2 separate regions of the Homo sapiens genome follow, and region 1 is linked to region 2. Evidence: chromatin loops called from intact Hi-C (ENCODE). Cell type or tissue: heart right ventricle. All regions are shown on one strand. Links, peaks and the distances in the headings refer to the core of each region. The heading gives the core; the rest is flanking DNA. Region 1 overlaps ARHGAP24 (Rho GTPase activating protein 24). Region 2 overlaps ARHGAP24 (Rho GTPase activating protein 24).

What was found. A loop is a pair of places that touch in the nucleus more often than their neighbours do. Peaks named below come from ENCODE experiments on the same cell type or tissue, not always from the same donor. Only the 100,000 strongest peaks of a DNase experiment are listed, where the experiment ranks them.
Region 1: a loop joins it to region 2, with 2.1 times the contacts of the local background. A loop is called at or near these places in 2 of 110 quality-filtered maps.

Annotation. Positions count from the first base shown.
Region 1 is chr4:85,491,024-85,506,724 of GRCh38, reverse strand. The region is part of intron 1 of ARHGAP24 (Rho GTPase activating protein 24); the gene reads right to left. Among named protein-coding and RNA genes, the nearest start is that of ARHGAP24, 24 kb to the right of the region's middle. RefSeq lists an enhancer at 8,274-8,323. In heart right ventricle, for the core only: no CTCF peak of the experiment used is centred there; a DNase peak (open chromatin) is centred at 8,166; H3K4me3 peaks cover 811 bases; H3K27ac peaks cover 4,434 bases.
Region 2 is chr4:85,586,453-85,602,153 of GRCh38, reverse strand. All of the region lies in intron 2 of ARHGAP24 (Rho GTPase activating protein 24), which reads right to left. Among named protein-coding and RNA genes, the nearest start is that of ARHGAP24, 120 kb to the right of the region's middle. In heart right ventricle, for the core only: no CTCF peak of the experiment used is centred there; no DNase peak of the experiment used is centred there; H3K27ac peaks cover 2,254 bases.

The sequences.
Region 1 (15,701 bases), core at 4,613-12,612, 98 kb after region 2:
CAGGGCGGGGCATTGCCTCACCCAGGAAGTGCAAGGGGTTGGTGGATTTCCCTTTCCTAGCCAAGGGAAGCCATGACAGATTGTACCTGGAAAAATGGGACACTTCTGCCCAAATACTGTGCTTTTCTCATGGTCTTCACAACTGGCAGACCTGAAGATTTTCTTCTGTGCCTGGCTCAGTGGGTCCCATGCCCACAGAGCCTTGCTCACTGCTAGCGCAGCAGTATGAGATTGACCTGCAAGGCTGCAGCCTGGCTGGGGGAGGGGCGTCCGCCATTGCTGAGGCTTGAGTAGGTAAACAAAGTGGCCAAGAAGCTCAAACTGGGCAGAGCCCACCACAGCTCAGCAAGGTATACTGCCTCTATAGACTCCACCTCTGTGGGTAGGGCATAGCTGAACAAAAGGCAGCAGAAACTTCTGCAAATTTAAACGTCCCTGTCTGACAGTTCTGAAGAGAGCAGTGGTTCTCCCAGCATGGCGTTTGAGCTCTGAGAACAGACACGCTGCCTCCTCAAGTGGGTCCCTGACCCCCATGTAGCCTAACTGGGAGACACCTCCCAGTAGGGGCCAACAGACACCTCATACAGTCAGGTGCCTCTCTTGGACGAAGCTTCCAGAGGAATGATCAGGCAGCAGACTTCGCTGTTCTGCAACATTTGCTGTTCTGCAGCCTCCACTGATGATACCCAGGCAAACAGGGTCTGGAGTGGACCTCCAGCAAAGTCCAACAGACCTGCAGCTGAGGGACCTGACTGCTAGAAGGAAAACTAACAAGCAGAAAGGAATAGCATCAACATCAACAAAAAGTACATCTACACCAAAACCCCATCTGTAGGTCACCAACATCAAAGACCAAAGGTAGATAAAACCACAAAGATGGGGAGAAACCAGGGCAAAAAGTTGAAAATTCTAAAAACCAGAGCACCTCTTCTTCAAAGGATCGCAGCTCCTCACCTGCAATGGAACAAAGCTGGATGGAGAATGACTTTGACGAGTTGATAGAACTAGACTTCAGAAGATCGGTAATAACAATCTTCTCTGAGCTGAAGGAGCATGTCCTAACCCATCACAAGCAGAAGCTAAAAGCCTTGAAAGAAGGTTAGACAAATGGCTAACTGGAACAAACAGTGTAGAGAAGACCTTAAATGACCTGACAGAGCTGAAAACCATGGCATTAGAACTTTGTGACGCATGCACAAGCTTCAATAGCCAATTTGATGAAGTGGAAGAAAGGGTATCAGTGATTGAAGATCAAGTTAATAAAATAAAGTGAGAAGACAAGTTTAGAGAAAAAAGAGTAAAAAGAAACAAACAATGCCTCCAAGAAATATGGGACTATGTGAAAAGACCAAATCAACGTTTGATTGGTGTACCTGAAAGTGACAGGGAGAATGGAACCAAGTTGGAAAACACTCTTCAGGATATTATCCAGGAGAACTTCCCCAATATAGCAAGGCAGGCCAACATTCAAATTCAGGAAATACAGAGAACACCACAAAGATACTCCTCGAGAAGAGCAACCCTAAGACACATAATTGTCAGATTCACCAAGGTTGAAATGAAGGAAAAAATGTTAAGGGCAGCCAGAGAGAAAGGTCTGGTTACTCACAAAGGGAAGCCCATCAGACTAATAGCAGATCTCTCCACAGAAACCCTACAAGCCAGAAGAGAGTGGGAGCCAATATTCAACATTCTTAAAGAACAGAATTTTTCAACCCAGAATTTCATATCCAGCCAAACTAAGCTTCATGAGTGAAGGGAAAATAAAATCCTTTACAAACAAGCAAATGCTGAGAGATTTTGTCACCACCAGGCCTGCCCTAAAAGAGCTCCTGAAAGAAGCACTAAACATGGAAAGGAACAACTGGTGCCAGCCACTGCAAAAACATGCTAAATTGTAAAGACCATCGATGCTATGAAGAAACTGCATCAATTAACAGGCAAAATAATCAGCTAACATCATAATGACAGGATCAAATTGACATATAACAATATTAACCTTAAATGTAAATGGGCTGAATGTTCCAATTAAAAGACACCAACTGGCAAACTGGATAAAGAGTCAAGACCCATCAGTGTGCTGTATTCAGGAGACCCGTCTCATGTGCAGAGACGCACATAGGCTCAAAATAAAGGGATGGAGGAAGATCTACCAAGCAAATGGAAAACAAAAAAAGGCAGGGGTTGCAATCCTAGTCTCTGATAAAACAGACTTTAAACCAACAAAGATCAAAAGAGACAAAGAAGGCCATTACATAACGGTAAAAGGATCAATTCAACAAGAAGAGCTAACTATCCTAAATATATATGCACCCAATAGAGGAGCACGTCCTGATTCATAAAGCAAGTCCTGAGTGACCTACAAAGAGACTTAGACTCCCACACAATAATAATGGGAGACTTTAACACCCCACTGTCGATATTAGACAGATCAATGAGACGGAAGGTTAACAAGGATATCCAGGACTTGAACTCAGCTCTGCACCAAGCAGACCTAATAGACATCTACAGAACTCTCCACCCTAAATCAACAGAATATACATTCTTCTCAGCACCACATCGCACTTATTCTTAAACTGACCACATAATTGGAAGTAAAGCACTCCTCAGCAAATGTGAAAGAACAGAAATCACAATAAACTGTCTCTCAGACTACAGTGCAATCAAATTAGAACTCCAGATTAAGAAACTCACTCAAAACCACACAACTACATGGAAACTGAACAACCTGCTCCTGAATGACTACTGGGTAAATAACTAAATGAAGGCAGAAATAAAGATGTTCTTTGAAACCAATGAGAACAAAGACAGAACATACCAGAATCTCTGGGACACATTTAAAGCAGTGTGTACAGGGAAATTTATAGCACTAAATGCCCACAAGAGAAAGCAGGAACGATCTAAAATTGACACCCTAACATCACAATTAAAAGAATTAGAGAGGCAAGAGCAAACAAATACAAAAGTTAGCAGACGGTAAGAAATAACTAAGATCAGAGCAGAACTGAAGGAGACAGAGACACAAAAAACCCTTCAAAAAATCATTGAATCCAGGAGCTGGTTTTTCAAAAATTTCAATGAAATTGATAGACTGCTAGCAACACTAATAAAGAAGAAAAGAGAGAAGAATCAAATGGATGCAATAAAAAATGATAAAGGGCATATCACCACCAATCCCACAGAAAAACAAACTACCATCAGAAAATACTATAAACGCCTCTATGCAAATAAACTAGAAAATCTAGAAGAAATGGATAAATTTCTGAACACATACACCCTCCCAAGACTAAACCAGGAAGAAGATGAATCTCTGAATAGACCAATAACAGGCTCTGAAATTGAGGCAATAATTAACAGCATACCAACCAAAAAAGTCCAGGACCAGATGGATTTATAGCCGAATTCTATCAGAGGTACAAAGAGGAGCTGGTACCATTCCTTCTGAAACTATTCCAATCAATAGAAAAAGAGGGAATCCTCCCTAACTCATTTTATGAGGCCAGCATCATCCTGATACGAAAGCCTGGCAGAGACACAACAAAAAAGAGAATTTTAGACCCATATCCCTGATGTTCATCGATGCAAAAATCCTTAGTAAAAAACTGGCAAACTGAATCCAGCAGAACATCAAAAAGCTTATCCACTACGATCAAGTCGGCTTCATCCCTGGGATGCAAGGCTGGTTCAACATATGCAAATCAATAATTGTAATCCATCACATAAACAGAACCTACGACAAAAACCACATGATTATCTCAATAGATGTAGAAAAGGCCTTCAACAAAATTCAATAGCACTTCATGCTAAAAACTTTCAGTAAACTAAGTATTGATGGAACATATCTCAAAATAATAAGAACTATTTATGACAAACAAAGCCAATATCACTCTGAATGGGCAAAAATTTGAAGCATTCCCTTTGAAAACTGGCACAAGACAAGGATGCCCTCTCTCACCACTCCTATTCAACATAGTGTTGGAAGTTCTGGCCAGGGCAATCAAGCAAGAGAAAGAAATAGAGGGTATTCAATTAGGAAAAGAGGAAGTCAAATTGTCCCTGTATGGAGATGACATGATTCTATGTTTAGAAAACCCCACCTTCTGAGCCCAAAATCTCCTTAAGCTGATAAGCAACTTCAGCAGAGTCTCAGGATACAAAATCAATGTGTAAAACTCACAAGCATTCCTATACACCAATAACAGACAGAGAGCCAAATCATGAGTGAATTCCTATTCACAATTACTACAAAGAGAATAAAATACCTAGGAATCCAACTTACAAGGGATGTGAAGGACCTCTTCAAGTAGAACTACAAACCACTGCTCAACAAAATAAAAGAGGACACAAACAAATGGAAGAACATTCCATGCTCATGGATAGGAAGAATCAATATCATGAAAATGGCCATACTGCCCAAGGTAATTTATAGATTCAATGCCATCCCCATCAAGCTACCAATGACTTTCTTCACAGAATTGGAAAAAACTACATTAAAGTTCATATGGAACCAAAAAAGAGCCCACATTGCCAAGACAATCCTAAGCAAAAAGAACAAAGCTGGAGACATCACACTGTCTGACTTCAAACTATACTACAAGGCTACTGTAACCGAAATAGCATGGTATTGGTACCAAAACAGAGATATAGACCAATGGAACAGAACAGAGGCCTCATAAATATCACCGCATATCTACAACCATCTGATCTTTGACAAACCTGACAAAAACAAGAAATGGGGAAAGGATTCCCTATTTAATAAATAGGGCTGGGAAAACTGGCTAGCCATATGTAGAAAGCTGAAACTGGATCCCTTCCTTACACCTTATACAAAAATTAATTCAAGATGGATTAAAGACTTTAATGTTAGACCTAAAACCATAAAAACCCTAGAAAAAAAAACTAGGCAATACCATTCAGGACATAGGCATAGGCAAAGACTTCATGACTAAAACACAAAAAGCAGTAGTGACAAAAGCCAAAATAGACAAATGGGATCTAATTAAACTAAAGAGCTTCTGCACAGCAAAAGAAACTACCATCAGAGTGAACAGGCAACCTACAGAATGGGAGAAAATTTTTGCAATCTACCCATCTGACAAAGTGCTAATATCCAAATTCTACAAAGAACTTAAACAAATTCACAAGAAAAAAACAACCCCATCAAAAAGTGGGTAAAGGATATGAACAGACACTTCTCAAAAGAAGACATTTATGCAGCCAACAGACACATGAAAAAATGCTCATCATCACTGGCCATCAGAGAAATGCAAATCAAAACCACAATGAGATACCATCTCAAGCCAGTTAGAATGGCCATCATCAAAAAGTCAGGAAACAACAGATGCTGCAGAGGATGTGGAGAAATAGGAATGCATTTACACTGTTGGTGGGACTGTAAACTAGTTCAACCATTGTGGAAGACAGTGTGGCAATTCCTCAAAGATCTAGAACTAGAAATACCATTTGACCCAGCCATCCCATTACCAGGTGTATACCCAAAGGATTATAAATCATGCTACTATAAAGACACATGCACACATATGTTTATTGTGGCACTATTCACAATAGCAAAGACTTGGAACCAACCCAGATGTTCATCACTGATAGATTGGATTAAGAAAATGTGGCACATATACACCATGGAATACTATTCTATTCAGACATAAAAAAGGATGAGTTCATGTCTTTGCAGGGACATGGATGAAGCTAGAGACCATCATTCTGAGCAAACTATCACAAAGACAGAAAACCAAACACCGCATGTTCTCACTTGTAGGTGGGAATTGAACAATGAGAACACTTGGACACTGGGTGGGGAACATCACACACCAGGGCCTGTTGGTGGGGGGGTGGGAGGCTGGGGGAGGAACAGCGTTAGGAGAAATACCTAATGTAAATGACGAGTGGATGGGTGCAGCAAACCAACATGGCACATGTATACCTATGTAACAAACCTCCCCGTTGTGCACATGTACCCTAGAACTTAAAGTATCATCATAATAAAAAAGTCTTATGAGTCCCCATATTCCATTCTGAGGCCATGAGCTTTCCACATCTGAGATGATTCATAGTTATTGCTTAATTTAAATGCATCATGTGATATAATTATAACAACATATTTTGCTTAGTTAATCCTGACTAAAATAAATTACTTTAAAAGTTATAAGAAGGAAATCTGGAACAAGAAAAACATTTTGGTAAACATTTATACAGTCCTCACTCTAAATATTCCTAGTTGTTTTAATGAGTTGGTACTTATTAGGACAGTACTATTACCATTTAGTTAATAATCTGTATTCTCAGTAATAAAGTTTTCAAATTATTTTCCAAGGACATATTTCATCACTGATTAATACATTTTTATTCCCTTGTAGAGCCATGGCACTGAAATGAATACCAGGGAACACCAGACTTCTCAGTTTCCAGCACTACAGAAATCTGGGCTGTCATAAGCATCTGGATGAGTACTGTCCCATAGGAATATAATAGAAGCCACATTTTAAATTTTCTAGTATCTACATTAAAAAGGTAAAAAGAAACAGGTGAAATTAATCTTAATAACCTATTTTAAACCCAACATACCCAAAATATATCATTGCAACATGTAAACATACTTCAAAATATTAGTGAAAATTTTATATTCTTTTTTTCATACTATGTCTTAAAAATCTAGTGTGTATTTTACATTTCCAGTACATCTCAATTTGGATGCTAAATTTTATCACAAATACTTAGTTGGTATTAGGCTTCATAAAATTTACAGTTTAAAAAGTAGATCTCCAGAGGTGAGTTGTTCCCCCAATAAGCTTAACTTTTTTTCCAATAATTAAAAATAGTACCGATTATTAAACTTAAATATAAGTTCATTAAAATTAAAGTTAGAAACTTAAAAACTCTGTTCCTCATTCATACTAACCTCAATGCATATGATCATTAGCTGTGCCTACCACACGGAACAGCACAGACCTAGATGAGTCTCTATAGAGATTTCTTCTTCCGTACTCATCTTTAAGCCAAATGTTTCTTTGTCTTATTCTGGTTTATTCTTTGTTGTTTAATGCTTCCCTTCTCTAAGAGGTGATAATGAAAGATAGTCATAGTAGCTAATATTCTAGGAGCCAATCTTGGCCCCACCAAGGCTGCAGGCTAGGTAAGAGCTCTCTTCATTTGAACCTCTGGAGAATATTCTTAATTTTTCATAGCTTCAAATATTTAGACCTTGAATCGTCACCAAAGACAAGAGGAAAACAGGAAACGAAGTGGTGATAAAGGCTTTCTAGTTTTCCTCTAGTATTTCTCTCCCACTTAAAGCCATGTGAATGCTTGCTAGTGATAGTATATGCTATCTTCTGAATGATTCTAAAGCAGAGTATTTCATTAACATTGAAATCAAATAGAGAGATTGTTTATAAAACTAGAGGCTTGAAATTCTAATATGAACTAAACCTATCATCAATGCCCTTTTTAGACCAGTCACTTAGAAGGTCATACATTTATTTTAGCAATGCTGCCATTACCAAATACATATTTATATATTCTTTCAAATGTTGGTATATGTTCTCACTCTAAAATAATATATCTGATTTAAATTCGAAGACATTCTAAGCAAGGTCTAATGAAAGTGATAACCACTTAGTAATAACTACGAAGCAAACAACAACAAGCTGATTATAAATAAGAATAAGCTGTGGAATAAATGAGAGGAGCTTAACTGTGAGGTTTCTTCTCTAATCTCATGGATGACACTAGTTTATACAGTGAAATTCTAAGTTGTCTGAAGCAAATAAAAGAAAAAATAAATGTATGACAATATTTGAAAATAATAAGTTCTCAATTTGTTCCTTTCCTTTTAGAGGGAACTTTCATTTTCTTAGAAGTATGGATAAGTGCTTACTGATTATTAACAGCTACATTTAATTTACTAATACAAGTATCATACAAGATGGTGAAATTTTTCATAAATATTCTTGAAGTTTAGTGTAGAGAAGGCTCACTCGAGCAATCTGTTAGAATCTAGATTCCTGGGATCAATTCCCCACGATTCTAATTCTTCTCTAGGCTTTAGGAGAGAAAGACTGTCTTTAGTCTCTTCACTTCCTTGTGGCTAAGATGACTACACGGGCCTGTGGTCTCCTCACTTCCTTGTGGCCAAGACATCTACACAGGCCCGTGGATTTCCCCATTTGGGGCAGGGAGTTAGGGCTGTTCAGCACGAGGCTGAGCTCACAAACAGGGCACAGGTCACTCTCTTCTAGGGCTCTCCTCCTTTTTCCATTAATATAATTGAAAAATTTAGAATACCAAAGTAAGTAGGTCACAGAGAAGATAGCAACACAACTATTCAGTCTGCTTTCTCTCTAGTGTTGGCTTAAAGGAGCAAGGAAAGCACACACAAAGCTAGCATGGCCAGGCCCAGCTCCCTAGTCCACAAGCCACATCATAATTTGATGTTAGGAGCCAACCCAGGTATAAGATGGCCATTATTTTACTGTGTCCTTAATTCCCCTGTAGTAGGTGTCTGGATGAGATTCAAGATATTAGTCACCTTTGACACATTATCACAAATTCTTGGCAAACAAGTATTTTGTTTCCTCACAAAAATCTCCTTGTTCTTGTTACCAAAGAAAAGAAAATAAACTATTAGCTTGTGCATTTATTTTACTTGCATAAAGGACTCTACACTTTTTATTAACCAACTTAAGAGAAAAAGGAACTCAACCATAATTACCTCTTGTTTTATTTAGAATAGAAATTTACAAGTTGGAGAAGGAAATTGAACACCGAGGGAGACCCAAACCTGGCAAAACTGCCGTGTGTTCAAAGACTGTTACAACAGTAAAACTAAAAAGTTAGGGACATGGTGCTGCATTTCTTTTCCTTTTCTTTCTTTCTTTTGTTTTTTTCCAGACTGAGTTTTGGTCTTGTCACCCAGACTGGAGTGCAATGGCACGATCTTGGCTCACCGCAACCTCCACCTCCTGGGTTCAAGCAATTCTCCTGCCTCATTCTCTCATTTAGCTAGGATTATAGGCCTGCACCACCACGTCCAGCTAATTTGTATTTTTAGTAGAAATAGGGTTTTACCAGGTTGGTCAGGCTGGTCTCCATCTCCAGACCTCAGGAGATCCACCTGCCTCAGCCTCCCAAATTGCTGGAATTACAGGCATGAGCCACTGTGCCTGGCCGGTGCTGCATTTCTTAATTTAGCATAGAAGAACTGATTTTGCAGATATACATTTTTAATGTTGACAATTAGTAGCAGTGGACAAGAAGATAATATATTTTGCATTTATATAATTATTTCAAAGTGACTTCTCTCCCACAATTAATCTTTACAAAATTTCTGAGAAATAAGTATTATTTTCTAGACGCTGAATTTAAAGCTCACAGAAGTTGTTTTCCCAGTGTTACACAGAGTACTTTGACAGAGCTGAGACATGAAACTTTATCTCTAGGTCTCACCAAAGCACATGATTTTGTACCCTGATTGGGCTTGTCAGGAATGGATGGGGCATGGTGGGATTTATTCACCAACATCTGTGACTAATAAGCTCAGTTGGTTGGGATATTTCCAATCCTTTCTTCTTTACTACTTCTATTAGTCACCAAGTTTAATCGTTTTAACCGTTTCATATTTCCTGATTCCATTCCTTCCTCTTTATCAACAGTGTACAAATTCACACTAAACTCGGGGCATTTGCCAAATATCCAATATTCTCATAACACGGCTTTGCATGTGGGTTCCCTTTGCCCAAAATGACTTCCTTCCTTGTCCACTTGTAAACATCACAAAATGACTTTTTTTTGGTTCATTCCTAAATTTCATACTCATTTCTCTGTATTTTGTTGGCGGGACTTTTCTCAGAAAGGATAGACTTTCACCAAAACACATTTGGGTAATATTAATTTCCCAAAAGGTTTTTGACCTGTCACCAAAGTATGGGTGCTAGTGTCCGTAGTTAGACATCTACAAAACTCGTGTGAAAATGTGGTGCAAACCATGAACTATGGGGCACCTAAGACTCTGCCTTTTTTATTATTACCACTTAATATACCCGGGAGCTTGCTACATGTTAATCTTCACAGTGTTGCATGGCCATTTTTATCAGTATGCTGTTGAACTTCACGGTTGTGATTTGAAACCTGTCCAATGTGATGTGACATATATTTGTGGTCAAAAGGTGATCTACACATCATGCAAAACGTTAAAATCTTCTCAAAAGTCAGAGGAGAAATATATTTCTTCAGAGAAGAGTTGTTTGCTGTTGGTTATGAAAAGTAAACAAACAAACATTCCCACCATAGCAAGGATTCCTGTGCACATATTCACAGTAACTGTGATAGACCTATTTCTGCTGAAAGCCCTGTCCTATGGTAAAACTCACAAGCTGTTTCTGTTTTACAAATGCTAAGCCTGAAAGGCACATGCAACCAAAAGCTCTCCCAGATTTCGGCAGGAAAAGGGTGAAAATGCCATATTGATGACTCTCTTATTAAATCTCAGTAAATAAACACCGGTGGTATCTTCCTTTTCATGGTTCCCGGTAACTCTAAACACTCACTCTTCATAAGCCAAGAAGTTACAAAAATGTTGGCATTTGTATAAAAGAAAACAGAACTTTGTAATCACTAAGTGTGACTAGGAGGAAGAGTGCTTCACTGAAAGAAAGAGTTCGCTATTCTATTTATGATAAAAGATGAAAATCTCACAACAAAGATAACAGTAGGCTAACTACTTCCCATGTTCTCTAGGGTTTGGGGAGCTACAAAGTCAAAATGAGACACAAACAAATTCTATAAAATATGTGATACTATAAAAGGATTAAAATTTTCTTTCACTATCCAAGAGAAATAATGCTGACAGTCATAAATTACAGCTAAGGAGAGACAGCTGAGCACTGAATCACTCTCATGCCTCTGTCTACTTCTATGTAGGCATCAGAAAATGCTTTCAACGCCTGCCATGCTGTAGAGTATTACATTCTGATACACTGTTAAAAATAGACACACTACTAGTAGTCAATCTCCCCTCATATCCTGTAATTCCTGATTAATAATAGTAAAATTTTTCTGGGCCAGGCACGGTGGCTCACGCCTGTAATCCCAGCACTTTGGGCGGCCGAGGCGGGCGGATCACCAGGTAAGGAGATTGAGACCCATCCTGGCTAACACGGTGAAAACCCGTCTCTACTAAAAATATAAAAAAATTAGCTGGGCGTGGTGGCGGGCGCCTGTAGTCCCAGCTACTCGGGAGGCTGAGGCAGGACAATGGCATGAACCCGGGAGGCAAGGCTTGCAGTGAGCCGAGATCGCGCCACTACACTCCAGCCTGGGCAACAGAGTGAGACTCCATCTCAAAAAAAAAAAAAAAAAAAAAAAAAAATTCTGTACTTCTGTACTTACTTGACTTGGCCTACTTCTCCCCTTTTCAGCTTCTACTAGCCGCTCTCTTCCTTCTGACCCTTTACCTCTTCGCTGAAACCCGGAAACAAATCAAGGAAAGAAAGAAGTGTAAAGATACTGTTCATACTCGGTCATTTATAGGTCATGTCTTTCAGGAAGACAAAATGGTTTGTAAAAGTGGAGGGTCATTTTTGGCTCAGGTCACTCTTTTTTTTTTTTTTTTTTTTGAGACGGAGTCTCGCACTGTCGCCTGGGCTGGAGTGCAGTGGCGCGATCTCGGCTCACTGCAAGCTCCGCCTCCCGGGTTCATGCCATTCTACCTCAGCCTCTCGAGTAGCTGGGACTACAGGCGCCCGCCACCCCGCCCAGCTAATTTCTTGTATTTTTATTAGAGACGGAGTTTCACTATGTTGGCCAGACTGGTCTCGAACTCCTGACCTCATGATCTCCCCACCTTGGCCTCCCAAAGTGCTGGGATTACAGGCGTGAGCCATCGCGCCCGGCCAGGTCACTCTTTTTCTTGAGAGTTTTCATGAAGTTTTATCTTGTATTCCGTTACAGAAACTTGAAAGAAGGCTATTTTCTGTTATTTTATTTCCTACATGACAGACTTAATTTTTTTTATTTTTTATTTTTTTTTTTGAGACAGAGTCTCGTTCTGTCACCAGGCTGGAGTGCAATGGTGCAATCTTGGCTCACTGCAACCTCCACTTCCTGGGTTCAAGCTGTTCTCCTGCCTCAGCCTCCCGGGTAGCTGAGACTACAGGCTCCACCACGCCCAGCTAATTTTTGTATTTTTAGTAGAGACGTGGTTTCACCATGTTGGCCAGGATGGTCTCGATCTCTTGACCTCGTGTTCCACCCGCCTTGGCCAATATTAAAGATATTAAAAGAGTAAAAAAAAAATGTATAATAATGTTACATATAACACAGGAACAGAAAACCAAACACTGTATGTTCTCACTCATTAAGTGGGTGTTGAACAATGAGAACACATGGACACAGAGAGGGGAACCACACACACGATGTTGGGGGATGGGGTGTGAGGGGAGGGAAGTTAGAGGATGGGTCAGTAGGTGCAGCAAATCACCATGGCACATGTATACGTATGTAACAAAGCTGCACGTTCTGCATATCCATACCATTTTTTTAGAAGAAATAAAGAAAAAAAAGAAAACATGATAGAAATATGAGGCTTCATTTTCATATCAACAACAAAGCAAGTATTAAAATCAGTCTATTAAAAAATACAACCTTGATTTGTAGACAACTCACTTAAGTATGTAAATATTCAGGTCAACATGAAGTCACCATAGTTTTCCTTGTAGGTCAAAGCACAAAATTTTTCACGATGAGGAAGAGAAGAAAAGTAACTTAGGAAATAAAGCGTTTTGACCCTATATTCTAAGGCTAAATATTGTACTCTTGTTAGTAAATATTTTTCACAGAAGTATGGATGAACAATTCTGAAAGTACTTTATGTGTATGGAAGATTTAAGCAAATAAGTAAATAGACTGTAGAAAAAAGGAGATACGTTCTTTTGTGAATAAGCACAAGTAACACCCAGATTTTTGGTTTCTAAATTCTATTCTTTAATAACAGAAATCTGGTGTCTTTAGAAAATGATTGACTCATGGGCTGGATCAAATGGAGTACAAGAAGAGCCTAGAGTGTCTTGTGGTACCAGAAAAGAAGAATGTTCAAAAATGATGGTGATATGAAGAAAGGGCACAAGAGCCAACTTAAAGGGCTTCCAATGGTCAAATGTGGACAATTTGAGCAACAAAATAAATATCAGTTGTAATGGATTATAGCTCACAGAATGAAACAGATACCCACGAGTCCATACTGATATACATAAATAATTGAAAGTAAGTAAGTGGGGGGTAAGGGAAAACTTCCGCGTAGAAGAATTTTAACTAATAATGGTAGAAGGAATTATGAAGATAGAAAATCGCCATTTGGCAAACACCATAGTGACAACTGTTTCAGGCAAGAATGATCAATGAGTACAAAATTCATAGCTGAAAGTATGATAGAAAAAACTGGTCATTTACATAGTATCTCTCCACATAATGCTTATTAGTTACAGAAAGTAAACTAGCAACTTTATAGTAGAGAAACCTGGCCAGCCTAGAATGAATAATTGGAGTTAACATCAGTAGTATTTAGACAAATTGACATCATGCGCTTCCTGATATGATGCACTGAGAAGGGGACAGCCCTAATTCTATGGTACTCTTGCCAAAAATGTACAACCTGACTTTTATTATCAGAACACAAAGTGAGAGACATTCTCCAAAATACCTGGTCACTAGACTTCAAAAGTGTCAAGATCTCGTAAGATACGGAAAGACTACCCAGATTGGAGGAAACTAAGAGACATGACAAATAAATGTTGTGTATGATTTCGGTTTGTCTCTTACTCTAGAAAAAGGACATTGGTGAGATAACTGATGAAATTTGAATAACAACTACAGATTAGTTAATAGTATTTTATCAGTGTTAATTTTCTGGTTTTGATAACTCTAAAATGCTAACATTTAGAAAAGGTTATATGGGAATACATTTTGCAATTTTTTATGTTTCAAATTATTTTGAAATAAAAAGTTAAAAAAATAAAATATAGATTTTGAAATGTCCTGTGACACTGAATAGTGACTCTCTTTGATAGTAAATCTCAGTAGCAATAAGTATCATTTGTAACATGAAATGTTTTCAGCCATGTTATCCCGTTTGGCAATTATCCCCATTTAAAAAAATGTTTTAAGTGGCTTGGCACTGTTAGTGAATGTTAGAGCAGACTGACTCTTTAAATATAGGCTTTTTTGAATCCATTATCACAGTAATATTTATCAAACCAGCTGCTTATCTGGTTTTACATTTCCATAAAAGCTTTATGAGGATAGGAGTAGAAAGGAGGAGCTAATAATAATTATACAACAGTTCATTCAAGCAGTTTTGAACAATTAAAGTGAAATATTTAGTCCATGGCTTTGGAGTCCAAAAGAAACGAAGATATCGACCAGGATAGCACATCCTGGAAATGTGTAACTGAAGAAGAAAGAGGGCCAATAAACACCATGACCAGTAATAATAAGAAGAAGGAATAGAGGAAGAAAAAGATCATAAGAAAGTTTGGTCCTTAGAGGAAACTGATATGACAAGGTTCTAGGGTAATAAAGAGAAAAGGCAAAGAACAGAAGAAGGAAGGAAGGGAGGGAAGGAGGGAGGAGGGAAGAGGGAGGAAATACGGGAGGAAGAGGGAATGGCGAGGAAGAGAGAGAGGAAATAAAAAGAACCAAAATGGAAGAAAGACAAAAGACAAAAAAGTGGTTAGAGAAAGAATAGAAACAAGACATTTAACTTCAAAGAGGAAGGGGCCTATCACTTTGAATTAGAATAAAAGTAAATAAGCTGGTGATGTGGTCCCTCACTCACAGCTGTCACCTGCTCAGTATAGTTTCAAATTCATTAGAATTCAGAACATGAAGCAGCTGAAACTTCTAAGGGAGTTCAACTTGAGGCTAATTCAATGAGATAGCACTCCAGACACCCAGAGGCATTAGAGGTTCTCATCACAAGACACTTGGTTGACAGTACTCTGGCCAGAGCCCTCCTTGGGCTAAGAAACAAGTATAGATTCAGGGCAACAGCCTAGATAAAAACCATCAGTTCCAAGTCCCCAGGAAGTACCTAGTGCACACAGAACCCCTCTTGGGACTCCTACTCAGCATAATTGCTCCCTCCAGCCTGGTTTCCACACAGCTGTGTGTGTGTGTGTGTTAAACAGACCCAAGGTGATTTCTGGATAATGTCCAAGTTGAAATACAGCCTAGCTGATTTATTAATTAAAATAATTGAAAAAGTCCAAGAACAGTAAGTGGCAATTAATACCAGAATAGAACAGTTTCTGTTACTTATTTTTATAATTATATTTCTGAATTTGATATTTAAAGTTAAACACAAAAATTAGCAGAGGAAATGAGAGATAACAAAATTGTTATTTTTCTTAAGGGCTTACTTTAAATGGAAGAATGTACCACATTAGCCATCAATAAGCTAAAAAATTATGATCTAAAACCAATCATTAATTATGAAAAAGTTATCAACTTAAAATTACATTATTTTTATGTGATGAATTACAAGACATTTGGTATTATGCACCATTTTGTCATAACCTCCAAGGGGACAAAACAAGATAATAAGGTAATTGATCAACCTAAAGTAACAAGTTTTGTATGACCCTTATAAATACCAATTGCAGGTGGAAAAAAAGATTCAATCTTGCTTAAAT
Region 2 (15,701 bases), core at 2,493-10,492:
TGATCAATTAAAAAAGATAAAATTCTGGAAATAGCAATGTAAACATCTCCCTAAAAGCTCTATCACGCAGAAAGTCTCTGGCTATCTTCCGTAAGTCTTAGAAAAAACACTGGGCCTTTGTGGGCTGTTCACTAATCTCTGCTCTCTGTCCTTTTTCCTATGCAAGTAATAGTTCTGCATAATGACTGCAGTTGAACCAGTTTTGCCTCCTAGGAAATTTCTAGGCTCCCACTGTGGAAAGTTGGATTCATATGCTAATATTTTGTGGCTAGCAAAGGACAGTAGTCTTATTGAAAATAGTTTTGGAGGACCTGCAAACCCTCGAAATAGCTTTTCCAAGTGGAAAAATCATCACAGGGAAGTTATTTCCTTTTATGTTTACCTACTTGATAAAATATACTATAATATATTTTAATTAATTAATTTAAAATATTTGAATGAAACATTCCATATAGAAAATGCCAAAATTCAGTATACAATAGCTCACAATCTAGGTATTTTTAACATCATTAGTTGCATACTGTGAAAATATTTAATACAGTGGTTCTCAACTGGGAGAATTTGGCAACATCTGGAGAGATTTTTGGTTGTTACAACTGGGGGTTGCCAAGCATCTAGCGCGTAGAAGCCAGGGATGCTGCCAGACACCCTACAACGCACAGGACACACCAATAGCAAATAATTGCCCAGCCTCTAATTCCAATAGTACTGAGTTGAAAATCCCTATTTCAATATAAAGTTAGTTAAAGGGAAGAAGATGAAGTTGTTGCATATAATACCAGGAAAATAGTTCTCTACTAAACAGCTTTTGATGTATTCAAAATACCACAGTTATTTTCAAGTGTTTGTTCATTCATTCATTTACTTATTTAACAAATATTTATTGAGCACCTATTATACAGAAAGAACTCTAAGTTCCTAAGATTACAACCTTGCACAGAACAGTTATAATTTCACTTCCATGGTAGTTACATTCCAGTTGAGAAATGGAAAGCAATACAATAAATTAAAAATATAGACGTGAATAAAAGAGTGAAATAAAAGTCTCTTTAGAATGTTAAGAATAATTAATCAAAAATGAATAAAGTAAAAATATGTAACAAGTCATTAAAATACTGCTATGTTTTGACAAAACTGAGTATATTCTTTTGTCCTGTAAAAGTCACTCTAAGATCATATTCATCCTTTTTAGCCATCACTTGCCAATGAGACTTCTGGAAAAGAAAGTCTGATTTGAGCGTGCATTTTTACATTCTTTCAATAAAAAATGACCAAAAAGCAAAACGAAAAACGTTTTTCAAGGCATGCATCAATTTGAATACATTGCCCTGTGAATTTTTTGTTTTGTTTTGTCTTCATGGGAGTTGCTAAAAGAGTTGAATAAGCGTAGCATATTACGTATTCCTTGCATGAAAAGCATATTTATGAAAACCACATCATGAAAGAGAAGCAGCACAAGTTCTTCAAGTGAGTAGCTTAGCACAGAAATTCCTGGATTATGAAAATACTTTGCCATGTGTGATCTAAAATATTTTGTGGGCTTTTAGCCTTCCAAAGGAAGATACATGATTTCTCTAAGGCACATTAATACACACTTTATTCCATAGAAAAATTTGAATGTGCTGTGTCTTCTAGATCTTTTTCTTTGAAAGGTGAATGCCCCATCTCCCTCTTCTCACGTGGAGAACACAATGGCTTTCATAACTAGTATTCCTGCTCCTTTCATGCTCTACTGAAATCCATTCTGTACCCAATGTGCACAGTGAATTATTTAAACATAAATCAGATCATGTCACTCCCTTTCTTAAAACTCTTCAATAGGTTTTTCCATTACATGCTGGGAAAAAACAATATATCCTTAACAAGAGTCTGAATTACCTGGCCCCTGCCTCTAGCCACAGACTCTTCTCTAGCCCTTCTCACTGCAGTGAATCTGCTTCAGCCAAACTGACCTCCTTTCAGTGCCCATAACCCACTAAGTTCTTTGCTACCCCAGCGTCTTTGCACCTACTGTTGTTCCCTCCTCTCACCCTGGACCTCTCTACCTAGAGGAAATTTGCCAACCTATCCTTTAATTGTCTATTTCAGTACATGATTTTATTTTTCTTTACAACACTTAACATGGTTTATAACTATACTATTTATTTTTAGTTATTAATGGTTTTCCCAAATAAAATGATAGCTCTATGAGGCTCAAACCATGATACCTTATCCTAATTTGACTCCCATCATGAAACAAGTTATTTAGCACACATTTAGGGTTAAATAGAGATTATTTGAATGAACAAATAAAATAAATTTATTTTGTTTTAAAAAATAGTTACTTTTGCAGGCCACAATATGCAAAACATCTATAATTTCTGCAATTATAGAATTTATTAAGGAGATATTATGAAATAGTAAATACAAATAGTAGAGTCACTTTCACTTATACTTAAATTTTATATTTAGAATATGTGTTACATATAATACAAAAAAAAAATAATTTAATAGCAATTCATGTGTATTTCTCAGGGGAAATGTTTTCTTTCAATAAAATCATGAGGTGCCATGCTGTTACATCAACATCAAAGTGTGGTTATTAATATAACACATCCATCAAAAGGAAGTCACCTGGGTAAACAAATCAAATAGAGGTTTTTCTTCCAATAATCATGGATATTCCCAGAAAGTAAGGAGGCTTCTGCTCTATGGAACCTTTATGTAGAAGGATGATTTTCCTAGCATTAAATACTGATTTCTGTTATCCCAGAGAAGACATATACTATAATGGAAAAAGTATAAAATTACAAGATGAACTGAGCTCTGTTTCCATCTCAGCCACTTCTACAGTTCTGGCCTCTTAGACAGGCTGCTCAATACCTCTGCACCCCACTGTCCTCATTTATGAAATGAAGTGTCAGCCTTTCATATGTTTTAATACCCTATGCCAACTCCTTCTTCTAAACATCTCTCCACAGCAAGCTGCTAATCAACTCCTTCTAATCCCTCCTCTCCCTCACTGCTGGAGGCAGAGCAAACCATTTAGACTTGTGTTGTTCAAAGAGGTAGCCACTAGCTACAAGTGGTTATTGAGTATGTGAAATGTGGCTCGTTGAATTCAAATGTGCTTTAAGTGTAAAATACACATAGATTTTGAAGTCAGTACAAAAAGTAAATTAAAATATCTTATTAAGTTTTATATAAATAACATATTAAAATTAATATTTGAGATATATTCCATTAAGTAAAATATATGAATAAAATTAATTTTAACTATTTTATTCTTAATTAGGCTCCTGGGAAATTTAATATAGGGCTCAAAGTTATGACCTGCACTGTACTTCTATTAGGCAACTTGAGTTAGATAGTTTTTTTCAGTCTGCAATTACTTATTTGACTTGAGGAATATTGTAAAAAAAAAAAAACAAAACAAAACAGTGATTTCAAAAATTCCTTCAAATATTAATATCCAAGTTCCTAATAAGTCTAGGATCATATAATCAAATAGGATTATTATTTTGGGTCATGATTAACACTATATGAGATCCAACACTATTCAATTCCTTTATTGATCCTATTCATCTTATTATTTTCAAATAATAATTTCAAGATCCAGAATTCTCAAGGAATCATCACACAATGATCAGCTACTAAGAAAGAGTAAAAAGTTCACAAACACACATGCACTTTCAGCTCTGCCACACATCATTATTGTGATTTGGGAAGAGAAATTTACCCATTTGAGCCTTTGTTTTCATAAATAAAATGAAAGAGAGGGTGTTAAGAGAAATGTAAATTAATCACCCTAAATCTGGTATATCTAAATGTAATGAGTAATTAGAATGGGACATAATTATAAAATATGACAATAGCAACATATTTGGACTATTTGAACTCTTCATATTTCTAGACCTTCTATCTATTTATTAATTAAATGGAAGACAGCTAAAATTTTACTTCTTTTAAAAAGAATTAAATGAGTTTCTAAAATTCAAAAGAAGAACTGATACCAAGTTCATCTTTTGAGAAGTCATGATGTTTCTATATTTTTTTGCTTTATAGTGTGGCTGCATAATGAATAGTAAGACTTCTTATGATATACTAAAATTTAACGTATCCATCCCTTAGGATAGTTTGAAATAATTCTCCAAGTTAAAGTGAAGGATGAAAGGTGCATTTGATAATGTCCCAAGTGTCATCTGAATTGTAACACTACCATTGCATGTTGTAATTTCAGATTTGCAAGTCTTCAGATATCTTCACTGATATTTTAACTGGGAAATTTGCTCGTTTAATTTCATCTGTTACATCTGACTTACTCTAGGCTCAACTGATAGAATATTCTGAAAGTTAATTTCACATACTCTTTAAGATTCTCTACTTTTCAACCTGTTGAAGCAACCATTCCAAATGGAAATATCAAGGTATTTACAATAATGGCTATAATAAAAGTACCACCTATTTAAATATGTAACATTCTCATTAAGCAAACATTTATTTAATGTCTCCCAAATACCAGTGTCTAGTCAGAAAAAAAAAAAAGTTGCTGCCCTAAAGGATTATAAATGTTATATTTTCAAAGAGATTCTACGTAAAACAGATTCTAAGATCTTTCCAGTAGCCATATGACTGAGAATAAAGGTCCCAAACACAGACAGACTTGGGGGATAGGTAATGTTCTTTTTTGCACCTTACCCCTCACCCTTTTCAGCAATTCCTACCCTCCTTCCCCATCCGTCCCTCTAGGCATCACTTTGCTCTTCTCCAATAATGACCTGGTTTTCTCAAGTAACCACATAACTCGAAGTAAGCATTTAGCTGTCAGCCCTTAGACACAGTGGAAAGGTGTGGGTGATATTTGATGGAAAGGAGGAGAATTTGATTAACTCCCTATAAATGAAGAAAGCAAAATCAATAAATTTATCTTTTATGTTCCTGACAACCAATTCATATCAATAAAACCAAACCTTACATCTTAAGATTGGTTAAAGAATACTTTCTAAGCTTGATTTCTAACATGTAATTTATTCATGAAAGTAACACATGTCTACAGAAAGTATATGTTGAAATACTAAGGATAATAATGAAAACTGAAATCTTTGCTTTTGAAGAAACAGCATTTTTCAGTGACAGACTGAGTACACTGCATGAATCTGTTACTTATTGTTCCTTTAATGTGGATATCTTCTTTTTGTTTACAAACGATGGATTTATATGTTTTTAAAGTAATTTTTTTTAAAAATATATTTGGACTTAAAATATTATGATATCTAGTTAAATAATGAAACAAAATATGGACATTTTGAATAACGTTGAAAAACAGTAATGGTAAACTTGAAATTGGATCCCATACTCCTAATTGTGTAGTAAAAAAATCTAGTTATCAAATGATGTAATAGCTTCTTTTTTTAGAACACCTAGGGAAAATTATGGATATTATGTTGAACTGTTTTATATACAAATATTATTCCATTTGTATTTCAGAAGAGTATGCAGGATTTCAGTCCCTTGGATTTGCCATTTTGTGTTTCAGAAAAGCTGGTCTTAAAACTGGGAGACAATTAAGATTATGGGAAGAAAACACATACAGGATTTTAACTGCCTTTTCATAACCACTGGCATCTCAAGCTAAGCCAGAAAAGAATTCCTTGAACCCCTGAGAAGGCTCCATCTCTTTTCTCTTCTCTTACCTCATCCAGCACTTACACAAACATCACTGGAACAACAACACTTTTTATGGCAGACAAAGCAAAAACTGGGAAATGTCACACACATGAGTTGTTTTTGAACAACTGCTATATTATAAAGCTCAGACCTTGACTGCTGATCTCTTTGGCTGCCCACTCTCCACTTCATGTTTGACCTTCAATGCTGGCACAATTCTGGCTCCATTCCCCAAAGCATAAAAGATAGCAAAGTATGTAGAAATCCTTGAGATAAAACTGGACTCATAAAACTGCATTGCTATTTTCTTCAAAGAAAACTAAAGCACATTTCCAAGCATTATTTGGTTTCTACTCATCATATTCCATTCTGTTTATACCAAAAAGCTTTGCTGGGTTACCAGTAACAATACTAGATAGGTAAGAAAAATCATTTTCATGTGCAAAATAATATTTCCTTTTAAGTAACATGTCATCAGCTCCCTGATGAACGTATCTACATGCATCCTAGGCATTGGCATGCAGATAGGAGCTGGAGATTGGAGCAGAGTCAGTTCTTAGCAATAAATCAGACCAAGGGACTTTTATGTTATCTTTTAGATCATCATTACAAAGTCAACCCTAACATTTTGCTAATTACTATAGTATGACCAATCAAATAGAGCCAGTCTTATGGTGATAACCATACCTAGCATTAGTTATCAGACTCCTTAGGAAGTGAATATAGTTTATATAATTCATATAATTCACATGCTACACCTATCTTTGGGATTTTTTTGTCATTACGTCAGTCTCCCTGAAATCATCCTGGGAAGCTTGTTTTCATTTTCCCCCTTCTTATCTTATACTTGTTTCATAAGTCTTATTTGTATTTCTTCACCCATCCTGGTTATCTAACAGCATCTTTCCATTATGTTCCCTAAAGTCTTTTACATAATCCTCAAAGGAAAAGAAGGAACTGATTTTGTAATTCGGTAGAGATATTTTGCATTTATGAGCAAATGCTACACACTGAAGTTCAGCGAGAAATTAGACCATGAATTTCAACATAGGTAAGCTTGGCTTGGTTCTTTAAAGGAAGTTTGCCACTTTGCCTCATGCCTACCAGATAACTATAAATACCACCTGACTTGTTTATAGTTGAGTGCTTTATGTTATCACTTTCTAGGAACAAAACGAACTGAGCGCAAAACAAACAGAATGTACCCTTGGTCTGCCAAGAGATACTCATTTCCGACAGGAACTTCTACTGGGTCTCTGCATGGAAAGGAACTTTCCAATGCCTGATATGTTCCATCAACCTGAGAAAGAGGTTGTTCTCTTACCATGTTTGGTTTATTAGTTCAATATATACTGAGTTATTGGATTGGAGGGAAGTTCTCACATTGTGAAAAGTCTGTTCAATTCATAGGTTACATTATTTATCCAAGCCTGGGAGAAAAGGGAAAGTAGGCTGGGGTAAGCATGGATGTAGAATAGCAATATGGTGAAGGGAAGAGAGCAAGACTGTTACAAAAAAAAAAAGAGGAGAAAGTGAATAGGATTGCAATGTTTGTTGGTTGAGTCACTGTACTTAAATTCATTTTTCTAAATAGACTACATTACTTCCCTACATGCAGAAACATTGAAGAAAAAATTGGGTTTTGTCTAGTCTCTTTTTCACCTCATACGTAGTTAGATAAATTTTAAACAATATTTTAGTTATTTTTGTTTTTAAATTTAAAGACATTGGTGAATGAACTAGCAAAATAATGTAGGTGATTTTTATGGGGCTACAAAAGACTCCTTGTGCCACATACTGTAGAAAGAATAAGTCACTATTGCTTTCTGAGGCACTCTTAGTGTTTTTATTCCTTGATTCAAAAGAGATGGACAGAAAGTAAGATTCCCTTTTTTTATACTAATTAGAAGGCAATTCAATGGCTTTTGAATATAATATTGTGATGGCAGATAGGTATCATCTCTCCTTCTAACTTTGACCAAGTTTTTGCAGTCAAATAGAATGCTATGTTGTGAAGGATTTCAAAGTTCTGGAAGTCCTAGTTACAGCGATCAGACAAGAGAAAGAAATAAGGGGCGACCAAATTGGAAAGGAAGAAGTCAAATTATCCTTGTTTATAGATGATATGCTCTTATGTTTGGAGAAACAAAGACTCCACCAAAAAACTATCAGAACTAATAAACAAATTCAGTAAAGGTGCAGGATACAAAATCAACAAACAAAAATCAGTTCTGTTTCTGTATGCCAATAGTGAAAAATCAGAAAAAGAAATCAAGAAATTAAGCCTATTTACAATAGTTATAAATAAAATAAAATACCTATGAATTAACTTAAGCAAAAAAGTGAAAGATTTCTACAATAAAAACTATAAAATACTGCTGAAAGAAATGAAAGAGGATATTAAAAAAAGGAAAGATCCCATATTCACAGAATGGAAGAATCAAAATCGCTAAAATGTCCATACTACCCAAAGCAATCTACAGATTCAATGCAATCCCTATAAAAATACCAATGACATTCTTCACAGAAATAGAAAAAAAATCCCCAAATTTATACAGAATCACAAAAGACCCGGAATAGCCAAAGCTATTCTGAGCACAAAGAACAAAACTGGAAGAATCACATAACCTGACTTCAAATTATACCACAAAGCTATTGTAACTAAGAGAGCATAGTACTGGCATAAAAGCAGACATATAGACCAGTGTAACAGAATAAAGAACCCATAAACAAATCCACACATCAACAGTGAGCTCCTTTTTGACAAAGGTGTTGAGAACATACATTGGGGAAAGGACAGTCTCTTCAATAAATCATTCTGGGAAAATTGGATATTCATATGCAAAATAATGAAACTGGACCCCCATATCTCACCGTATACAAATCAAATCAAAATGGATTAGGATTTAAGTATAAGACTTCAAACTATGAAACTACTAAAAGAAGTATTGGGGAAACTCTCCAGGACATTGGACTGGGCAAATAATTCTTGAGTAGTATCCCACAAGGATAGGCAACCAAAACAACAATGGACAAATGGGGTCACATCAAGTTGAAAGGCTTCTGAACAGCAAAGGATACAATCAACAAAGTGAAGAGACAACCCACAGAATGGGGGAAAATATTTGCAAACCACTTATCTGACAAGGGGTTAATAACCAGAATATATAAGCAGCTCAAATAACTCAATAGAGAAAAATCTAATAATCCAATTAAAATGCAGGCAAAAAATACCTGAATAGGCATTTCCCAAAAGAAGACATACAAATGGCAAACAGTTATATGAAAAGGTGCTCAACATCATTGATCATCAGAGAAGTACAAATCAAAACTACAATGAGATATCATCTCACCAGTTAAATTGGCTTTTATCCAAAAGACAGGCAATAACAAATGGTGATGAGAATGTGGAGAAAAAGGAACCCTCATATGCCATTGGTGGGAATGTAAATTAGTACAATCACTATGGAGAACAGTTTGGAGGTTCCTAAAAAACTAAAAATAAAGCTACCATATGATCCGTTAATCCCATTGCTAGGTATACAAAGAGATATCTGCACCCCCCATGTTTATTGCACTGTTCACAATAGCCAAGAATTGGAAGGAACCTAAGTGCCCATCAACAGTTGAATAGATAAAGAAAATGTGGTATGCAATGAAGTACTATTCAGCCTTTAAAAAGAATGACATCCTTTCATTTGGAACAACATGGATGGAACTGGAGTTCATTATGTTAAGTGAAATAAGCCAGGAACAGAAAGACAAACTTTTCTTGCATATTCTCTCTTATATGTGGGAGTTAAAAATTAAAACAATTGAACTCATGGAGATAAGACAGTAGAATGACTGGTTACTAGAGACTGGGGAGGATAGTGGGGTCAGGGAAGTGGAGATGGTTAATGTGTCCAAAAATATAGTCAGATAGAATGAATAAGGCATAGTATTTGATAAGACAAGAGGTGACTATAGTCAATAATAATTTAACTGTAAATTTTAAAATAACTAAAAGAGTATAATTAGATTGTTTGTAACACAAAGACAGGATAAATGTTGAGGTTATGGATACACCATTTAAGCTGATGTAATTATTACACCAGAATTATTAAACCAGAATATATAAGGAGCTCAAATAACTCAATAGAGACAAATCTAATAATCCAATTAAAATGTGGGCAAAAAATCTGAATAGGCATTTCCAAAAAGAAGACATACAAATGGCAAACAGTTATATGAAAAGGTGCTCAACATCATTGATCATCAGAGAAGCATTCATCTTGTATACTTGTATCAAAATAGCTCATGTACCCTATAAATCTATATTTCTACTATGCACCCACAAAAATTAAAAGTTAGAGAAAACAAAGTTCTTTGTCAGGCCAGTGGGGAAGGAGTGCTAGGACAAAATAGGCAAGTCTGCTTTAAGAGGGAAGGAACAGTGGGAGTCACATCTGACAAATCCAGCCCAAGGTCACGGGTCAGATTATAGAGCCAGAGGTTTTCAAAATTGCTTTCCCTTCTGCCATGATACACATAATTGGTAGTATGCTAACAATAACAAAAATTTGTTATTGTGGTGGTGTGGGGAGTGTGGTTGGTTGGCTGTGGTATGGTAATACTATTAACAAACATTTACATCATATTTTCTGTATGCCAGGTACCATGCTAAGTGCTTCATACATAGCATCTCATTTAATCCTCACAAGAATCCTTTGACATAGTTTTGACTTACCCTCACTTCCCAGAACTCTAAATCCACTTCCCTCCTTTTCCCTTGCAATGAAGAAAATGTCAGAGTGCACGTGAGTATTACAGGGATAATCTTGAGCCGCTGCAATTTATAAAAAGTAAATCTTTCTCAAGCTAATACTTTAACTAATGACTTGTGAATTTATGTGACTTGTGACTAATGGCTTGTGACTTGTAACTAATGACTGTGACTTGTAACTAATGACTAAGTCTGACACAAGAGTATGTTGACATTAGAGTTGAGCACTGCAGTATTACACTTTGCTATTCTTGTTTCCCAGACTCACTCCCTAATTCCAAACTAAATGTGATGGAAATGTGTGTTTCTGATAAAAGTAGAAAGCAGATGAGCATTGGTAGATATGTGATTACCAATCCCCCAACCATGCAAGAAAATCTGTTAAAAAGGCAGATCTAGTCGGGCATGGTGGCTCACGCCTGTAATCCCAGCACTTTGGGAGGCTGAGTTGTGTGGATCACCTGAGGTCAAGAGTTCCAGAGCAGCCTGGCCAAAGCGGTGAAGCCTCATTTCTACTAAAAATACAATAATTAGCCAGGCATGGTGGCGCCATGCCTGTAGTCCCAGATACTCAGGTGCCTGAGGCAGAAGAATTGCTTGAACCCGGGAGGCAGAGGTGGCAGTGAGTTGAAATTGTGCCATTGCACACCAGCCTGGGCTACAAGAGCAAAACTCCATCTCAAAAAAAAAAAAAAAAAAAAAAAAAAAAAACCCAGCAGATTTTACAGGTTAGTGCTGCATGGGAAAGGCATTATAAATAATTTTTGTACAGCCTTTCATTTTGCAAATATGAAAACTAAGACTGATGGTTTTAATTTATATTTGACTACTCTTTATTTTTTTCCTGTACATATTTTTAAAAGTCATGACAAATTTCTTTAAAAAGTGAAGATCCTTATGTTAAATTTTAAATAAACAGATATTTCAGTCTACTTAAAAGTACAATAATAATTTTGATGAAAGTTTTGGGGAGTTTTCAGTAGTAAAATTAGTTTTACTATAAAGTATGTTCTTTTGGAGGAAAACCACGGCAGACAGAAAGTACTCAATGAGTGTTTATTTTAATTAGAAAAAGAAGGAAAGGGTCAGGTGTGGTGGCTCACACCTGCAATCCCAGCACTTTGGGAGGCCAAGGCAGGTGGATCACCTGAGGTCAGGAGTTCAAGACCAGCCTGGCCAACATGGTGAAACCCCGTCTCTACTAAAAATACAAAAATTAACTAGGCGTGGTGGCATGCACCTGTAGTCCCAACTACTCGGGATGCTGGAGCAGGAGAATCGCTTGAACCCAGGAGGCAAAGGTTGCAATGAGCCGAGATCTCACCACTGCACTCCAGCCTGGGCGACAGAGCGAGACTCCATCTCAAAAAATAAAATAAAATAAAATAAAAAATAAAAAGGAGGAAAGAAGAAAGGGAGAAAAAAAGGAAAGGAAGGGAAGGGAAGGAAAGAAGGAAGGAAGGAAGGGTGGGAGGGATGGAGGGATGGAGGGAGGTGGGAGGAAGGAAGGAAGGAAGGAAGGAAGGAAGGAAGGAAGGAAGGAAGGAAGGCAGGCAGGCAGGCAGGCAGGCAGGCAGGCAGAAAGAAAGTTAGTTTTCTCATTCCAAACAAATTAACATTTCATTTACATTAAACAATCATTTGCTAAACATTAGCATCTTTGTGTTACGAATTCACTGTCTTGTGATTACACAGTAAGTATTACTTTAAGAACAATTTCCTTTTCTTCTAAAAGAGGGATAATCTAAATTAACATGCAAAATGCACATATTAGTAATTAGTCAAACAAAAATGTGGATGGCATGAAAATTTGCAATGTGCAGCAATGGCTTTGAAAAATATCAGATCCAACTTCCAGACTTATAATTAAGAAGGAATTATTTTGTAAAATAAAAAATCCATATTTTATTTTTAAACTCTTGAATCTATTTTGAAAGAATTCTTTAACATATAGGATTAGTATGTACTGCACATATTTATTAAAGTATTTTGACCTAATGGCAGATGCTCCAGCCAAAGAGATCTCTCTAGCTATATCCCAAGAGGAATTATTAGTTTCAAAAGAAAGGACCCAAAGGATAGCTTGATATTGGGAAGCGAAGGAAACAAAAAATATATCTCTGGCCGGAGATGTAGAAGATATTAACAGGAACCAGACTCATTAATTACCTAGTAAGTTTTCAGGCATGGTCCCAAAATGGTCACTACCATGATTACATGAGAAAAAGAACTTACTCAAATATTAATTGTAACAAATAAAAATTCCTGTCCCTAGTCAAGTCAATCAGTCCTACCATCTCCTATCCTCTGGCAAGTTGTGTTTTTTGTTTGTTTTAGTTTTGTATATGTGTGTTAAAAGGCTAAAATAATGAATGACATATGAATAAAATACACATTTCAAGAACTATCAAAATTTCAAGCTAAAAGAAACATTAGATGTCAACCCAATGCAATCTTCTACTGGTTTAAGATGAGAAAATGAGGATCCAGAGTCATTAACTGGCCAGGCTTTAGGTGGCAGTTAGGACTAAAATCCACTGCTAGGACTCTGACATCGGCCAGATCACAATTCTGTTTGTTATCAGACATAATTCACCTACATGCAAATACCCACAGAAGCTTCACTCTGCAAAACTATAAGGAGGTGGTGAAGTTTACAGAATCTCTATTCATTATATGCCCACATCTCTGAGGCCCAATGCAATTTATTTTACAAAGTTGTCTTCACCTACAAGTTTCACCTTGCAGGTGATTTACCTCTGAGAATATTATCTGATGGCCTTTAGAGAGGAGCCAACTTTTTATGCTTCTCCATTTCAAGTCAGTTCAACATTAAATTAGAAACTTCATGGAGCAGAAAGAGTGGTTTAGTATTCAGGGTACAAAGTCTTCAACAATAACTGTCTTCATACTCTTCCTATGCATGTTAGAAACTTTGTATTGATAATAAAATACTAAAATTGTTGAAATCTTAGAAATCAAATAAAAATTTTGTTTATTTTAAACTCTTAATTACTTATTTAAAACTATCTCAGAAAGAAAAGTAGAAGTCAATAATATATACTTCTCTGTAATGAATTTCTTATCATCATTACACTTTAAAGAATCAGATGCCCACGTCCAAAATGAATTTATGGTACTTCTTCAGTCCATAGACATTAATTGAGTGCATACTGTGTGCACACAATGTGCTATATGAGAGGGTCCCTGGACTCAAGGGGTCACAATAAGACAGGCGAGCTAATAGCGACCTTACATGAAAAGTGCTATCAAACAGATATTTGCAGGACTCAGAATTCAGATGAGAAAGCCACTAATTTCCACCCCCATCCTCCAGGCTGGGCAGAGAATGAAGAAGGGAATCATGGAAGGGCAGAAAGGCATGAAACATGCTTTTATTTTCTCTTAAAACAACAAATGAAAACTATTACATTAAAAGGCAGCAAGAAGCATTTAGCAAGCACAAAACGTCAACAATTAAAAAGCAACAGCAGGCTTCTGTGAAGAACCCAATCATGTGCATGCATAGCATTTAGTGACTGGCTGATCAAGAAAAGCAACTCTGCCTCTTGGTGAGGCTGACAGTGTGTTCAAGATAAAGGCAGGGATGACTGAGAAATCCCTTGGTGATGAGGTTACCAGCCCACAGGCCTGTTTTCCCTCTGCATGTTATCCCCTCAGCCCAGCATATCCTTCCTTCCTTCTCTTTGCATGACAGTCTTCTTTCTTCTTTAGATCTCAATTTAAATGTGACCTTCCCTTCCTTTCTGTCTAAATAGGCCCTACTATCATGACCACCACTGCACCAGTATTGTCTGTCTAGTTCTCTATTTTCCTCATAGTAGGTTACTTTCCTTACTTGTTAAATGGCTGTCTCCCCCATCATAATCGAGCTTCACAAGAGCAGTGACTTGTTTTAGATCAAGCATACCTGGGATATATCACATGCATAAATCTATTCATGAATAAATGCAGAAGGAAAGAAGGATGGAAGGAATGAAGAAGAAAGGAAGCCAAGAGTCCTAGTCTATCAAGTCCAAGGGATTGATGGAACTGCACTTATTTCATTTATTAAAACACGGCATGATTAGACCACTATTTGTCAATTTGACTAAAGTGTATACTTCTAAAGAAAAAAACTCACTGGCTGTAAAAGTCAAGTTAAATATTTTTATGGTAATAAAATAATATATCAACATAAGCCCCCCACCCAAATTCACAAGCCTATACTGAACAAACTAAAATACTAATAAAATTTAAACATCATTACATGTTAAAATCAACATTCATGTGATCTGCTAGATGATGCTTTTTTCTTTTAAAAGGATGATCACACACAACATGAAGTAACTACTAACTATTATAGCACAGGGGCAACTGAAGCCACAACTTATCTCTATTCTAACTACTGGGGAACTTTTGTTCAGACAGTACTGTAATGGCGACATCATTCGGCCTTCTCTTTATGAGAATGTAATATTTCTCTGTATTAATTTACCTCTGTTCTGTTGGGTCAATTAAGGAATACCACTTGGGGTCAATGTGATTAGAAAGACAAACTAAACATGACTATTAATAACACAAGGCACTGTTTGACTACATAAAAGTAACATAGATACTTATAGAAGTTTCTATGAGTACTTTTTAAAATTCCAATAGAGAATTCATCAATCTACCATTTTGAGAAAAGAGAACACATATTGGGTTGTGGCCTATTCTTTAGTTACAGTGCTTATAGCAGAAGACCTGGCTTTGAAACTCTGCTAAAAATATAAGCAATTTTAAGGTATTATGTGAATTAAGCAATTTTCAACTTTATTTTTATTTATTTATTTATTTATTTTTGAGAGGGAGTCTTGCTCTGTTGCCCAGGCTGGAGTGCAGTGGAGCAATGTCGGTTCACCGCAACATCCACCTCCCAGGTTCAAGCGATTCTCCTGCCTCAGCCTCTCAAGTAGCTGGGACTACAGGAACGTGCCACCATGCCTGGCTAATTTTTGTATTTTTAGTAGAGATGGGGTTTCACCATATTGGCCAGGCTGGTCTCCAGCTCCTGACCTTGTGATTCACCCGCCTCAGCCTTCCAAAGTGCTGGGATTACAGGTGTGAGCCACCACGCCCGGCCCAATTCTCAACTTTATTAAGCCTGAGAATCCCTTATACGAATTATAATCTTCTCTGACCCTCAGCTTCCTTTTCTATCAAATGATAGATGTAACATCGTAGATATTCAAGCTTCATTCTGTTTGAAATATAGGGATTAGCATACCACCAAAATAGTATTATGATT